2 separate regions of the Homo sapiens genome follow, and region 2 is linked to region 1. Evidence: chromatin loops called from intact Hi-C (ENCODE). Cell type or tissue: heart right ventricle. All regions are shown on one strand.

Region 1 (8,000 bases):
CTCACTGGCAGCAGCAGAGGGGAAAGATCCCAGCTATTTTTCTAAATTTCCAGAATGGTCACACTTCTAGAATGAGTCTCATCTCCCTAAGAGGTGCCCAAATAAGCTGGGCAATGTCAGTCTTTCAGAGATACTGCTCTTCAGAACCACTGCTCCAAGCATCTGGGTTCTGATAACCTCAAATTGTTGTCTTTGCTTCCTCAGCTCTAGAGATGACAGCAGGTTCTTGCAATGATTACTGTAGTGTTCATTTTTAGGTTTTCTTTTCAGTTCTCCAACATCTATTTAACAGTTTCCTTTTATTGGAATCTCTTGGTTGAAAATATCTAGTGTACTTTTGTTCTCCTGTTACATTTACACTACGATTAGTTATTCAACTCTCCCAATACGTGGAGACAAAACTAAAGAATCATAGCCCAAGAAGAAATAGGTGGTAGTAGCTGTGAGCAAGGAGAAATTTTATCAAGTCTAATTCTTTTTCAGGAAGCATCATGGCATAGAAAGACATGTCTATCTTCCCCAAAAAATCATTTCACAGGGCTACAGGGTCAAATTTTCTTTTTAATGTGGAGCAGCCAAATTCTAAAAGTCACTCATACTGGCTTTGATTATTTTAAAACTGAAAAATTATTTAGAGGAATGCAATACAGGATTATCACAAAGTTTAATCCAGCTAAAGTTAAAACTGTGCTGAAAACTTATTTAGATTGACTAAATTTAATTTAATATTTGTGGATTTTTTGAATATCAGTAATTTCATAGTCCATCTCAGTAAAGATCTTAATACAATTTCACACACACACACACACACACACACACACACACACACACACACACTGTATAGGGGGATGCAAAAGGGAAGAGATTTATAAATCAAATAGCTTTATAGCCTTCAAATAAGCTACAAAAGAAACTGTCCATTTGAATTTCTAGATGCATGCTATAGTGGAACAACACTCAAAATGTATGAACATTTATTACAGATTTGAACATCCTTTGGACTACACTCTTGCCAGTGACAAATGCATTCAACATAAAATAATAATGTTTCAATCATAGAAATGTGCTCTTAATCATATTTAATCCTGCTTTTTATACTCTAACCTTAATTAGTAACCCAGAACCCTTTCTAACCTACACACCCAGTCTTTGAGGAAGTTATTCATCAGATAGGAATAATGTTTGTCTAGGAGTGCACTTATCTTAATGGACTTAATATGATCATTTAAAAAATATTCAGATCCTCCTTCTCCTCTCCTCCTCTCCCCAACTTTCTACCCAACTTCAATTTGACCTATATAACTCTTTCAGGTCTTTGGGACCCTGGGAAGAGGTGATGTAGAGTAAATCTATCAAAAGCCATGGCAATCAAGCACATACACATTAAAACATAACACCTTGGAGGATGGGTGGGAGGAATTGGGGACAGAGCAATTCACACTGAAGGTTACCATATATCTGAAGTTTGGTTAAAATAAACAATGGCATTGTGAAGGGAAAAATGATTCACAAAAGGAAAAGGAAAAACTGAAGTATAGGAGTGTGGGGGCAGGGGAGAAGGGGGGTTATAGAAGGTAAATAACATTATTGTATTCCAATCTGAAGTTTGGTGTCAGTGATAAGTAACCCAAAGAAGTTCTGTTGTGTAGAAGCAGCTGGAGACCCACCACACTCTCTCCCTCCTGCTGCTTCCTGTGTTATTGTCAATTCATCTGCTGTAGCCTCCTTCTCAAACACAGAGCCTGGGAGTCAGTACAGAGCTCTTCTACACCCATAGAAGAGGTTAGTTTACTAATAACTTAATAAGGGCTTACGATGAGATATTTATGCTACTGTTTAATATTTTGACCAATCATAGAAATAGTCTTGGTCTGGATTATTGTGCAATATAAAAGACTTAGGATGTATGCTAGTTAGAAAAGAAAGAAAAAGAGAGAAGGGGGAAAATATTAATTTAGATTCGAAAAAAATAAAGATGAACTAGAGGTACACAAATCTTGTCCTTGAATTTTAAATCATTGAAGAATAATATCAAACATAGATATCTAGATTGGATTGAAGATCAGACAAGGAGCTAAAAATTAACAGCAAAACCCACCTGAAAACGAATTTCAGGTTTATCAATCATACTCATGATTCAAAACCATGGATGAACATCTAACTGGCAACCAGGGTGCTATGCCTGGACTCTTCCACACCCTTACCCCTTAATATCACAAGATAGTGAGCACAGGAGAAATGAAATTATTAGAAAAATATACTAAGAGATTGAAAAAAGACCTATGGTTGTAGAGGGAAAGTTTTGGCATATTTAGTACATTAGCAAAAGAAACATGTAGACCATGGCTACAGTTAACCAAATGAGAAATACATTTTGAGAGAATATCATTGAGACCTTTACATTTCTCAGACTCAATTGCAAGTTCGAGCCTGGAGATGGGGCCATGAGCACTGATAGGTTAATGCATCTTAATCCCCATGTGAGGATATAACAGAATCATATACATAATGCACTGCTCTGGTGCCTACAGCATATATTCAGGACACAGTAATTGTTACCTAATATTATTAGTTGGCCTGGCTTCCATCCTGTAGTTATTTTTTCAAATGGCAGCAAGTATGTGTCACTGAGTATGTCTGATTAATTTCTATTTTAGTTATTATGTCAGATGAAGATATATTTTAATACTATTTTTAAAATATTTAAGTTTATTTTTAATATGTTATTTTTCACCCTCTTTTGGGCTGCCATATGTCCCTGACAAAACAAAAATTACTACCTCAGATTGATTTCTATTAAAATAATATTTACTGCCAAAATATCTAAATGAAGAAGAAGAGAACCTCAGGCTTTACTTATGTAAGCAAAATATCTAAATAATTGAATGAATTACCCCCATTTTAATCTTGGTGTTTTCTTAGAAGTTAGCTGTAGGGAGTATCCATGCAACAGAAGGTTAAGGGAAGAGGGACAAACTAATTAGTGTTATCAAATAAGAGTCTTTAGAGTGAGATTTGGTATCTTGATTTAAATTAGTCAGTGAAATTTTCTGCAATAGTTATATTAGCTAAATAATTTACAAATTTCTATTTTACTTTTTGTTGTAAAGAACGGTCAAAAATGTTCATGATTAATTTCATAGTCATTCCATTTCACCCTTTATCACAATTTCCCTCTAATTATTCTTTCCTCTCCTTGACTTCCTTCTCCAGTCCATTGCTTCCAGCACAGATTATACAGGCTAATCTATATGCTAACATTAAAATAGTTAATACTTACCAGTGACAGACACTTGAAATGATTGGTTCTTGTTCTGAAACCATTGCATTACACTACTCATTAGTTGACCTGCTAATATTTGCTTTAAATGAAATCTGTCCACATAATTTAAAAACTGTTTATATTTTAATTTCTCCCATGATTATTAACTTAACATATGTCCTACTATCAAATCACTTCATTAAACATATTACATACTGAAATGCACTTCCTTCAAATTGACTTATGATTATTTCCAACAGCTATTTAATATATTTTATTTCACAATGGTTTTTGACTAGGCGCAGGTCTCCCAATCCCCTTTGTAGCCATTGTAATGAACTGCAGTCAACTCAGGCCCACTCTTTTTCTAATGCCGAATTTACCTAACCCTATGTCTCTTAGCCAAAAGCAACATCTCAGATTTTTCAATGCTTGTTAAAGAAGGCAAGAATAAGATGAAAAGCAATAATAGTAAATCTATTCTTTTTCAATATCAGTAATCAAAGTTAATGAGGTATAATAAGTAGTATCTTTGTTGAAAATTATATCCACAATTGTCATGTGTGAAGAATTTAAGTTTTATAATTACACAAAGTATATGATAATGCTGTGTTGTAATTTTTTTGCTATAATTTTTTTTTTTTTTGAGGCAGAGTCTCACTCTGTCACCCCGGCTGGAGTACAGTGGCGCAATCACGGCTCACTGCAGCCACTGCCTCCCGGGTTCAAGCGATTTTTCTGCCTCAGCCTCCCAAGTAGCAGGAATTACAAGTGCGTGCGACCACACCTGGCTAACTTTTGGGTTTTTCGTAGAGATGGAGTTTCACTATCTCAGGCTGGTCTTGAACTCCTGACTTCAGATGATCCACCCACCTCGGCCTCCCAAAGGGCTGGGATCACGGGCATGAGCCACCGCACCCGGACTATAAATTGTTTTAAAGAGAAAATCACTTCCCATTCTTAACCATAAGAACGGGATATTCTTCCTCTGTTGCTTAACAGCCTGCAGGTGGCCACATTACCTAACCATAAATTTGAGTATTGTATTTTCAAATTCCCATGCAAAATCAAGATTAGTCTTATGACCCTTTGTGTCTGCAAACCAGCATTATTCACTTTGAGAAGTATGCCATTTTTCAGTGCCCTATGTGGGCTTTCTACTAAACTCATTAATTTGGAGGATGAATGCTTACTAATTTTATGAAGGTATCTCTATAACTTCCTCATCCCACCATGATGTATATGCAGGGATTTCTTCTTGAGTTATATTTTTTCATCTGTCCTATTCTCTTCTACTATGCTTTATAAATTCGAATCATTCAGCCAGGGAAATAAGGCATTGTGCTATTTGCAGTTCTCCTTTTGGACCTTTCTGTCAGCTGTTGTATGATTTAAAATAAATTTTGGCCTTCACCTTATCTGGGCCCACAATTGTCTTTTCTGAAGCCGAGGAAGCTGCTCCTAAGCCATTTTGTATTCATAATTTGTTCTTATTTAATGTAGTATGAATTTTATAACACTTTCTGCAGTGTGTGTAAAGGCAAGTTTATTAACAAGCTCTTTATATAACCTTTCAAAGATACTTTGATTCCAAATATAGCATTTTAGCACTCAGTTGAAATGTTGTTATTATATAATTATTAGATAATGTATTCCTATTTCTTAGAAATATGCCATTTCTCTATAACAGTAAAAATGTCTTTATATATTTATAAGGAAATCTACAAACTTTTTAAATATTTTGTCAAATGCTATTTTCAAGCTAAATACAGTAATTAAGTAAAATTATATTATTGCCCATATGTAAAATATATATAGTATAGTGAACAAGATGAGGACTAGATCCATTTGTTTATTAGAGATGGATGTATTTTATTTTGCTTTTTTTTAAAAAAAAGGGACCAACATTGTGATAAAAATACACAAACTTCAATCATTTTAATATAAAAGGCTTTACATTATTTGGAATAAAGGCAATGATTACACTACACTGTAATTGCAGTGATGACATACATGGATACAGGGAAACTAATTATCTTTTTAACGATGTATGTCCATAGTGATTACACAACCGGAGTTTGTGGTTACTTTGAATTTAGGATGATCTATGTTCATGAAGCTTTAATTTCACTTTTCATAATTTCCCTACGATGCATTTATCTATGCATTTATCTAGATACGATTAAGTTAATAAAAAGAGAGGACTGGCTGGGCACAGTGGCTCACGCCTGTAATCCCAGCACTTTGGGAGGCCGAGGTGGGTGCATCACCTGAGGTCAGGAGTTTGGGACTAGCCTGGCCGACATGGTGAAACCCCGTCTTCCAGGAGGCAGAGGTTGCAATGGGCAGCAGATTTTTTTTTGTCTCCTGGGCGACAAAAAAAGAAAAAAAAAAAAAGGAGAGAACTTAAAGCTTAAAGCTTCACATTTATATTGTATCCAGGTGACTAATCTGTTAAGTCAGAAAAATTTAATCAGTTAATTCAGCCAATCATTGGTGATTTTTAAATCTGAATGGACTGTTTGTAAATACAATAGTTATTAATTTAATATATTGAAATATGGATGAAATGTTGTTATCATATATGGACTTTACTTCAAAATAATCCAGCTTGGAAGGGAAGTATGTGAAATAATTAAAATTGCCCATAAGCTGATAATTACTGAGACCAGTGAGGGAGATGTGGAGGTTTATTAACTATATTTTCTACTTTTTTGTTTGAACTTTTTCATCACAAAATGTTTTCAAAGACAGGGCCAAAAGGAAGATTTGGTTGTGAACCACAAAAAAGTTTGGTATTTATCACCATACTGATGTAGTTAAAGGCTTACAATACAAGCCAGGACAAACACATGCCAAGAGCAAATTATGAATCTGTTTGTATTCAGCACTAAAGTTGTGGACAGCTACTCAGTTTCTGTAGCTTATGACTTGTAAAATCCCTCAAATTTCTGTGTTTCCAAAAAATAAAAATAAAAAAAAGCAGGACCTGGGCATTTTATATTTTTTCTTATGTTTTTGAAAATATAAATAACTTTTTAAATACAACTTTTTTTTTCATGGGATGAAGAAAAAATTAAATGCATTCTGCTTTATTTTCCCCCATGCTGCTCTTATCCTTAAAATCTCTTTGATAGGAGTGATATGCCCAAATATTACAGTGTTGATTAATAAAATCAAGGTGCTATAAATTATGTGGAATTAACCTCTTCAATTTAATGGGATATGGTAACATTTCCTTAATGCTTGGTTACATTTGAGCCATTGAGCTCAAGTATGAAAAGAAATAGCTCCAATTTTTAAATTCTTTATAAGATGAAAACAAAAAGAAAAAATCATACTTATGGATTAGCAGTTACATAAAGCTGTAAAGAAGGGTTCAGTACTGAATGGAGGTGACTGTTCTTTAGAGTAAACCTTTATTAGGCAAAGCTGTAGTCTTAAATGTTGCTAAACTGACAGCCAGAAAAAATCAATAATTATAAAAAAATCAGTCTCTAATTATTCTTTTTCCAAGTGCTGAGATTGCTCTGAGTTCTCTGAACAGCAAGACATCTGTCCTGCCTCTCACACCATGTCCATATTTCTGACACACTCTTCCAGAGGCTGAACTGCAGTTCTAGGACTAGAGCTAGATGGAGAGCTCATTATCTAACTTTTCTTCTCAGAATCTCTTTCCCCAAGGTGCTAGAGTGTCCCACAGCATTACCTGTGTCTGTCAGACAGCCCTAGATATAGATGATTGCCTTTGGGGTTTGCAAGAAGAGGCTGGAAAGAAATGCAAATTGAATGAGTTACCCTGCAACAGGGATTGTCTTTGCTTCTGTGTAGCTGAGAGACTATTTGAGAATGACAGAAATATACAAAAAGTCTTGCAGGGCATACCTGTGGAAGAACAACAATCAGCTTGCACACACAGGAATATAATTTACTTTGTTGCATCAATTTGCTTTTGCTGTAAAATGTAAGTTAAAATGTCATTGATGGGAAGTACATGTCAAAGTTGCCAGTAGTGTCTATCATTGACAAAGGTCCACTAGACTAGGACTCTTGGAACCCCAGGTAAATTAGACCGGACTGTGTCCTTCTATTTATTTATGAGAAAGTGCAAAATAGTCCCTGGCATCTAGGAGCTCTCCTGGTACTATCAGCTAGGCCTTGGTGTCCACCTGTTGAACAAAAACATGCTCTGGATCATTAGCATCATACAGGTCCACTCTGTGACCTTGGTAAATCAAGAAAAGAAAAGAATATGAAGTCTTTGTAATCATGCCTGAAAATAAAATATTAATACTGTCTTACACCACAAAAATGACCCACTATTCTATTCTAATGAATGACTCCTATTTCTTTACCATTACAGATTTAGCCTTAGTCCAGTGTTTCTTCATTCTAGATAAGGTTTATCATGATACCTAATTATAGAATTACCTTCTCCTTACTTTTTGACACCATCCAAATCAGAATGAAGCTCCACTTTCTTAAACTCTCTTCCAAATCACCTAAGGCAAGCTCAAATATTTTAAGTTCTTTCTAACATCCTCTTTCTAAGGTGTCCCAGGTTCCCATGATGCACATTCTCACTCAGCGCAACAAGTGATAAGTTCAATTTGTTCAACTTGAGATGCGCTCTTGGTAGTCATCAGGTGGAGAATAAACTATTATTAAAACTAAGTGGTTACAATGGCTACTTTATAACTGATAAAAGAAATAGGGTAAATTTGCCCAACAGAGTCAC
Region 2 (8,000 bases), 320 kb before region 1:
TTTTTACAAGGCCAAGATAATGTTTCATGAAGTCAGTACAGTGTATTTTGAAACAATCAAATGTTAGAGTTTTGTTCCTTTCTTGGAAAATGAAGTGTGCTATTTTTAAATTGCTGAAGTATATGTTACTTTCAACCGAGGCATGGTGGTTTCTTTTGCAATGGCTTTACATTTTCTGAATTTAAAATGGATAGTGTGGCTTACACTTTCTGTGTAACCTGTCTTTAATTTATTCATCCATCTTAATGACCTGTCCGTGGCACACAACTATAGCATTACTGAAAAAAGGCCTACAGCATAGCTTAAAATAATCAATAGTTTTACACCCTGTTGACTTCCTGTATTTCTGTAAAACTGTCAGAAACCAGTATTTCTTTCCAGAGTACAGAGGGGCGTTATGCATTATCCTGGGTGAAGTTCTCTTTAAAATTTTTCCTGTTATAATCTGGTTCTTTTCAGTTCATCTCATTTCTTACAAGAGCAGAAAATAACCTTGTGTTGAAGAATCATTGCAGGTATTAGGAAAGAGAGGCTCTCTTTTGGCCTAAGGAGAGAAAATCCTTTAACTAAGCCTGCAAATGTAATAAAGGCTTCCCTCCTGTGTCCCGGAACAGACATCTCTGATGGATCACAGAATGCTTTCCTGGTAGGCCGAGACACACATTAGGGTCTCTTTCAATACAGTAATGTGCGCAACCACTCCTAATTCACTACACTCTCCAGTATGGTAGCCACTAGCCACATGTGACTTATAAAATTAAAATTATGGCACAGTGGCTCAGGCCTAATTTATCGCAGCACTTTGGAAGGCTGAGGCAGGTGGATCGCTTGAGCCTAGATGTTCAAGGGCAACATGGTGAAACCCTGTGTCTACAAAAAATTAGCCAGACGTGGTGGCATGTGCCTAAGTCCCAGCTACCCAGGAGCTGAGGTCTGAGGATCGCCTGAGTCCAGGAGGTCAAGGCTGCAGTGAGCTGTGACTGTGTCACTGTGGCTCCAGCCTGGGCCACACAGTGAGACCCTGTCTCAAAAAAAAAAAAAAAAATTGACTGAGAAATTGAATTTACCTTTATACTAGTCCCATATCAAGCAAAGCTACATGTGGCTAGTGATTACTGTATTGATTAGCACAAGTAAACATTATCATTGCAGGAAGTTTTATTGGACAAAGCTGGATTAGAAGGATCAAGAATAATCTGTTATACTAGTACAGGAACATAAGCAAAACAGCTCTTTGGACTATAGGATTATTGTAAGCCTACCCCTGACACCTGTTCATAGTAGAAACATATAGTATACATAGTAGAAACATGACCATAGATTGAATTGTAAGAACTGTGCTCTCAAAAGTGGAAAATAATTTGGAATTGGGGTTAGTGCCTAGATTGGGCATTTTCTGATGTGAAACTCTGTTTTGGCTTTGTGATTTGTATTTTGAGTCCAGTGAGTACCCTGGACCTCCAGCCCCCTGTTCTGTGCTATACCCTATGCACTCCGTTACCTGCGCTGGCCTCCAGGTTGCTATGACTTTTCAAGCCCTATCTTGCTTTCTTTTATGGGAGTCATAGTGGGATGGATGATTATAAGCTGGTCTCTGAAGTGCAACATTTAAGAGGAATCTTCAGGGATCATTAAGTTAACTGCATATTCTTCTGCATGCAAAATGCCAATAATGTTAGCTACTATTCAGGCATTTATGATGTATTAGTCACTACCGTATTCCTTATGTGCATTATTTTAAATTCTCACAATAGTCCTATGAGATAGGAATAATAATTATCTTTATTTTAGAGATGATGACTTTAAGGCATAGAGAGGTTAAGTTATATACCCAATGTCACACAGCTTAGGTGGAACCAGGAGAGACCCACAGAGAAACTGATTCCAGGCTGTCTACTCTTTTCCATTATGTAATGAAATGCTTCCATGTTATCTATCAATGGATGCTTTAAACTCTTGGAAGATATTGAATCTCCAGAAGTAGTCCATTTCATTGCTAACTATTAGATACAAGCAAATAAGGAGTTTTTTTTTTTTTTTGCCCAGCTTATTTTTCTATCCCAGACCTTCCTTGACAATTATTTCAATTGTAGTCTTTTTTTTTTTTGTTCTAGTACCATCTACCTTAGAGATGTCTTTGAGAAAGGCATCATCCTGTGTTCAGTGGCCCCGTGCATTCATTCAGTCTTTCTCTTGGACTCTTTTCATTCGATTGTCTAGCCTCTTTGACCTTTAAGCTTTTTACATATTTCTCTAAATGTGGTGACTGAATGTCTGTTCTAGTACTATAGTATCTTAAGCAGTGGGAGGCATAACAGTGTGACTACACCCTATATAACATAGTCAACGGCGTCTTTTTTTTTTTTTCTTAAATAAAGAACTCTTAGCTCATCTCCTTTCTTTTGAATTGTGGAATCTGGATTAGAGCTTGTCTCCTAAAGCTCTGTGCCAGCATCTTCCCACTCCACAATGCTGCATCTTCTCAACCTTTCTTCTCCCTGGTGATTTGAGTTTTGACTTGAGTTTTAAAGAGGATAGAACTATAAATATTTAAAGTACTAAGATTCCCTTAGGCATCTTAAATTTGTTTTGGATTTAGAAGCAGGGTGGCAAAGGAACATACATCTTGCTTTTTTGTTTATAATTTTTAAATTATATAATTTACAGCAAATGTTTTACATCAAGAAGTAAATGAGTATGTTTATTGTGAATTTAAAAGAAAATCAAATTGTCCTTGATGTTACTTATTTCTAGACTCTGCAAAAGGGAAACATTAGTCCTTTTTGGCAAAGTTTTGTTTTCAGATGTGTTCTAGACCAAGGGCCCCAACCCTCAGGCCATGGACCTGTACTGGCCCATGGTCTGTTAGGAACTGGGCCGCACAGTGGGAGATGAGTGGTGGGTGAGTGAGCATTACTGCCTGAGCTCTGCCTCCTGTTAGATCAGCCCTGGCATTATATTCTCATAGGAGTGGGAACCCTGTTATGAACTCTGCATGTGAGGGATCTAGGTTGCTCGCTCCTTATGAGAATCTAACTAACGCCTGATGATCTGAGGTGGAACAGTTTCATCCCAAAACCACGTCCCTGCCCAACCCCCATCTGTGGAAAAAGTGTCTTCCACAAAACTGATCCCTAGTACCAGCCAAAAAAGCTGGGGACCACTTTTCTAGATAAACTTATGAGTTGTGTAAAACCATAGAGGTGATCACTTATGTCTGTTTTTAACAAAACCAATATGAACATTACATTCATATTTCTTAAAATGTGCAGCCATTTGCATGCTTCCCCACAAAGTTGTGACACAGTTGATGCTGGCTGTATCTTCCTACCCCTCTTATGGACCTAGGTAGCTACTTGGGAAAAATAGTGCACATGGGCGCATATTGCCACACATGCTAGAGAGATGTTTCTCTTTTCAGTCCAGACAGTGTTATTTCTGGACCTCCCTCTCTTTGAGTGAGGGTGAAGTCTTCCCTGATAAACTTTACAAGTTCAAGTGCAAAACCAGCCAGGGAATGACTCTTGGGTGTTGCCTTCCATGTGTATGACAAGGAGTAGCAAGGACTCTTGAGTCTTCCAAAGGGAACTAATTTGGCTGTTTCTCAGGAGGAATCCTGTTATTGTGTTAAGCTCTCAACTCCCTATGAGCCCCTCTGCTAGTCTTCTGTGTGCATAACCTACCATCTAAGTTTCTCTGGAAATGGCCTATTTCTGTTTTTTTTTGAAGGAGCCTGTAATAGAAAACCTATGGGGAGGGATGAGAGTGCTTCACTCAGGAGACTGTTGATGCTTTGTCTCCTGCAAGCAGCCTGGCATGCACGTGCTGTCAGAAAAGGTCGTCTGACTCAGCCACTGAAGCTGCTGAGGCTGCCTGTGACTGAAATAACCTCACTGCTGTGGATTTCTTTGTGCTGTCAGGCTTGTGCCATGGCTAGTTTACGAGACAGCAAAGGTTTACCCAAGGCCCTTTCAACTATTTTAGTTAACTTCAGCTTTCAGTCAAAACAAGTACATTTATCATGACATAAATATAATTACTTTTATTGTATTTATATTGTGGTATGTTTGCCTGTAAAAGAATTGCTTAGATGATACGATATTTGGTGCACACAAATATTTATTGTAGCCTGTGTGGTTTATGAATCACAATATAAATTGAATATCGGTGAACCCATCTAATATAAGAATTAGAGGTTAATGGACATATAGAAAATTATTTTCAAAAGTGATATTCTAAGACTTATTTATAAGAGCCAGGCTTCAGGGAGCTGTATCTTCTGTGTTCTATACTGGTGCCTGGCATGTGCCATTGTTTTAAAATTTTTAAATTTTTGTGGATACATAGTAGGTGTATATATTTATGATTATTGGGCTGTTCAGATTCTTAATTTCTTTCTGGTTCAATCTTGATAGGTTATATATGTCTAGGAATTTATTCATTTCTTCTAGATTTTCCAATTTATTGGCATATAGTTGCTCCTAGTAGCCACTAACGACTCTTTGAATTTCTTATGAGTTTTAATGTCCCCTTTTTCATCTCTGATTTTATTTGGGTCTTCATCCCTACCCCCACCCCCACCGTTGTTAGTCTGGCTAAAGGTTTGTCAATTTTGTTTATCTTCTCAAAATACCAACTTTTTGTTTCATTGTTCTTTTGTATTTTCTTCATTTCAAATTTATTTCTGCTCTGATCTATATTTCTTTTACTAGTTTTGGGTTTGGTTTGCTCTTTTCTAGTTCTTTAAGTTACATCATTAGGTTATTTCTTTTTCTTTTTTGATGTAGGCACTTATAGCTGTAAATTTTCCTCTTAGTAATTTTTATCTGATGAAATGTTCTGTAGATCTCTATTAGGTTCATTCTGTAGTGCAGATTAAGTCCTATGTCTCTGACTTTTCTTCCTGAGAAATCTGTCAGTGCTGAAAATGGGGTGTGGAAGTCTCCAGCTGTTGTATTTTAATCTGTCTCTCTTTAGCTCTAATAATATTTGCTCTATGTATCCGGCTGCCCCAGTGTTGGGTGTGTATATATTTATAATCATTGTATCCTCTTGCTGAATTGACCCCTTTATCATTATATGATAAGCTTCTTTGTCTCTTCTTACAGTTTTTCTCTTGAAATCTATTTTGTCTGATGTAAGTATAGCTACTCCTGTTCTGTTTTGTTTTTTTTTTTTTTTTTGTGGGTTTCCATTGGCATGGGATATATTTTTCCATCCCTTTATTTTTGGTCTCTGTGTAGCTTTATAGGTGAACCATGTCTCTTGTAGACAACAGACCACTGGGTCTTAACTTTTTTCATCCATTCAGCTACTGTGTCTTATTGGAGAGTTTAGTCCATTTACAGTCAATGTTATTATTGATAAGTAGGGACTTATTCGTGCCATTTTGTTTTTTGTTTTCTGGTTGTTTTGTGGTCTTCTTTCTTCTTTCCTTCCTTCCTGTCTTCCTTCTAGTGAAGGTGATTTTTCTTTGGGGTGCTTTGATTTCTTGCTTTTTATTTTTTATGAATCTGTAGTTTTTTTTGTATTTGATGTTAGCATGAGGCTTGAAAAGACTGTCTTATAACTCGTTATTTTAAACTGATGAAAACTTAACACTAATTGCATAAACAAATAAGCAAAAAGAAAACTAATACAAACTCTATGCTTTTTTTTTTTTGAGACGGAATTTTGCTCTTGTTGCCCAGGCTGGAGTACAGTGGCATGATCTCGTAAGTAGCTGGGATTAAAGGTGCGCACCACCACGCCCAACTAATTTTTTGTATTTTTAGTAGAGACAGGGTTTCATCACGTTGGCCAAGTTGGTCTCGAACTCCTGACCTCAGGTGATCTACCCACCTCGGCCTCCCAAAAGTGCAGGGATTACAGGCATGAGCCACTGCATCCAGCCAAAACTCTACACTTTTACTTCACCCCTATGCTTTTTAACTTTTTGTTTCTCTTAATTTCTTATTGTGCTATGTCTTAAAGTTATTGTAGTTATTCTAATTGGTTCTTTAGTCTTTATGCTTAAGAGTGTTTACACACCACAGTTGCAATGTTAATAATATCCTGTGTTTCTATGTGTGCTTATTATTACCAGTGAGTTTTGTATCTTCAGATGATTTCTTGTTTGCTCATTAACATTCTTTTTTTTTTTTTTTCAGATCAAAGAACTCCCTCTATCACTTCTTGTAGGACAGGTCTGGTGTTGATGAAATCCCTCTGATTTTGGTTGTCTTGGAAGTTCTTTATTTCTCCTCCATGCTTGAAAGATATTTTGCCATATATACTATTCTAGGGCAAAAGTTTCTTTCCTTCAGTCCTTTAAATATGTCATGCTACTCTTTCCTGGCTTGTAATGTTTCCACTGAAAAGTCTGTTGCCAGACATGTTGGAGCTCTGTTGTCTGTTGTTTCTTTTCTCTTACTGCTTTTGGAATTCTTTATCATTGATTTTTTGGGAATTTGATTAACTCGCAAAAGGTAGCTTTGGAGGTAGTCTTCCTTGGGTTAAATTTGCTTGGTGTTCTATAACCTTCTTGTACTTGAATGTTTATCTTTCTCTAGGTTTGGGACATTTTGTTATCCCTTTGAATAAACTTTTCTACTCCTATCTCTTTCTCTACCTCTTCTTTAAAGCCAGTAACTCTTAGTATTGGCCCTTTCGAGGCTATTTTCTAGATATTGTAGGTGTGCTTCATTGTTCTTTATTTTTCTTTTGTCTCCTCTGACTGTATTTTCAATAAGCCTGTCTTCAAGCTTAGTGATTTTCTTCTGCTTGATCAGTTCTGCTATTTAAGAGACTGATGCATTCAGCAGTATGTCAGTTGCATTTTTCAAATGTAGAATTTCTGCTTGATTCTTTTAAATTATTTCAGTCTGTTAAATTTATCTGATAGAATTCTGAATTCCTTCTTTGTTATCTTGGATTTCTTCGTGTTTCCTCAAAACAGCTGTTTTGAATTCTGTCTGAAAGGTCACATATCTCTGTTTCCCCAAGATTGGTCCCCGGTGCCTTATTTTGTTTGGTGAGGTCATGCTTCCCTAGATTGTCTCAAGGCCTGTAGATGTTTGTTGGTGTCTGGGCATTAAAGGGTTAGGTATTTATTGTAGTCTTTGTGGTCTTGTCTTGTTAGTGCCTTTCCTTGGGAACGCTTTCTAGGTATTCAAAGGGACTTGGGCTCCAACCATAATTGCTGTGGTTTTTGTAAACTTGTAGGAGGTATTGTCTTGATGGTCTTAGATAATATCCAGAAGAATTTTCTGGGTTACCAGGTAGAGACTGCTGTTCTTTTCCCTTACTTTCCTCCAAACAAGTGGAATCTCTCTCTCTCTCTCTCTCTCTCTCTCTCTGTGCTGAACCGCCTGGAACTGGGGGTGTGGTGATACAAACACATCCCTATGGCCACCACCACTGGGACTGTGGTGGGTCAGGCCTAAAGCCAGCACAGCACTGGGTTTTGCCCAAGGCCTGCTGTTAACTACTACCTGACTACCACCTATTTTAACTCAAGGCCCTAGGGCTCTACAATAAACAGGTGGCGAAGCCAGCCAGGTCTGCATTCTTACCTTCAGTGCTGTGAGTTCCCCAAATGCTGTCTGATTTTTGGTTCTTGTGATGGTGCTTTTCTGTTTACAGATCGTTGTTAAAATTTGGTGCTCCTGAGGTGTGGACAAATGGCTTCAATTCCACCATCTTGCTCCACCACCTCTCCATCTCTTTTTAGGAGGTTAATCAGAGGAAAAGATCATGGGTATGTCTGCCATCCTGCCAAGCAGACATGTAGTGTTTCTGATTGGTGAGTGAGGAAAGGTAAAGATTGCAGTGTAACTGATAATACAAATTTTCATTTTAAATGTCTATTTTTGAGGATAATGAACATATATAATAGTAAGCAGAGGAGTATAATGTACCTTCCTGAGCCCAACACCTTAGCTCCAATGACTATCAACCCATGGTCACTCCTGCCCCATTCACATCCCCATCTCTTTGCCTTCTCCCTCCTCTAATTGATT

The links. Peaks named below come from ENCODE experiments on the same cell type or tissue, not always from the same donor. Only the 100,000 strongest peaks of a DNase experiment are listed, where the experiment ranks them.
Region 2: it touches region 1 in a loop (4-fold over the local background); 8 of 110 quality-filtered maps call a loop at or near these places.

Annotation. Positions count from the first base shown.
Region 1 is chr5:41,516,266-41,524,265 of GRCh38, reverse strand. No RefSeq gene overlaps it. Among named protein-coding and RNA genes, the nearest start is that of PLCXD3, 9.7 kb to the right of the region's middle. In heart right ventricle, a CTCF peak has its summit at 4,266 (motif pointing right); no DNase peak of the experiment used is centred here.
Region 2 is chr5:41,831,671-41,839,670 of GRCh38, reverse strand. The region is part of intron 7 of OXCT1 (3-oxoacid CoA-transferase 1); the gene reads left to right. Among named protein-coding and RNA genes, the nearest start is that of OXCT1-AS1, 34 kb to the left of the region's middle. In heart right ventricle, no CTCF peak of the experiment used is centred here; a DNase peak (open chromatin) is centred at 3,858; H3K27ac peaks cover 2,495 bases.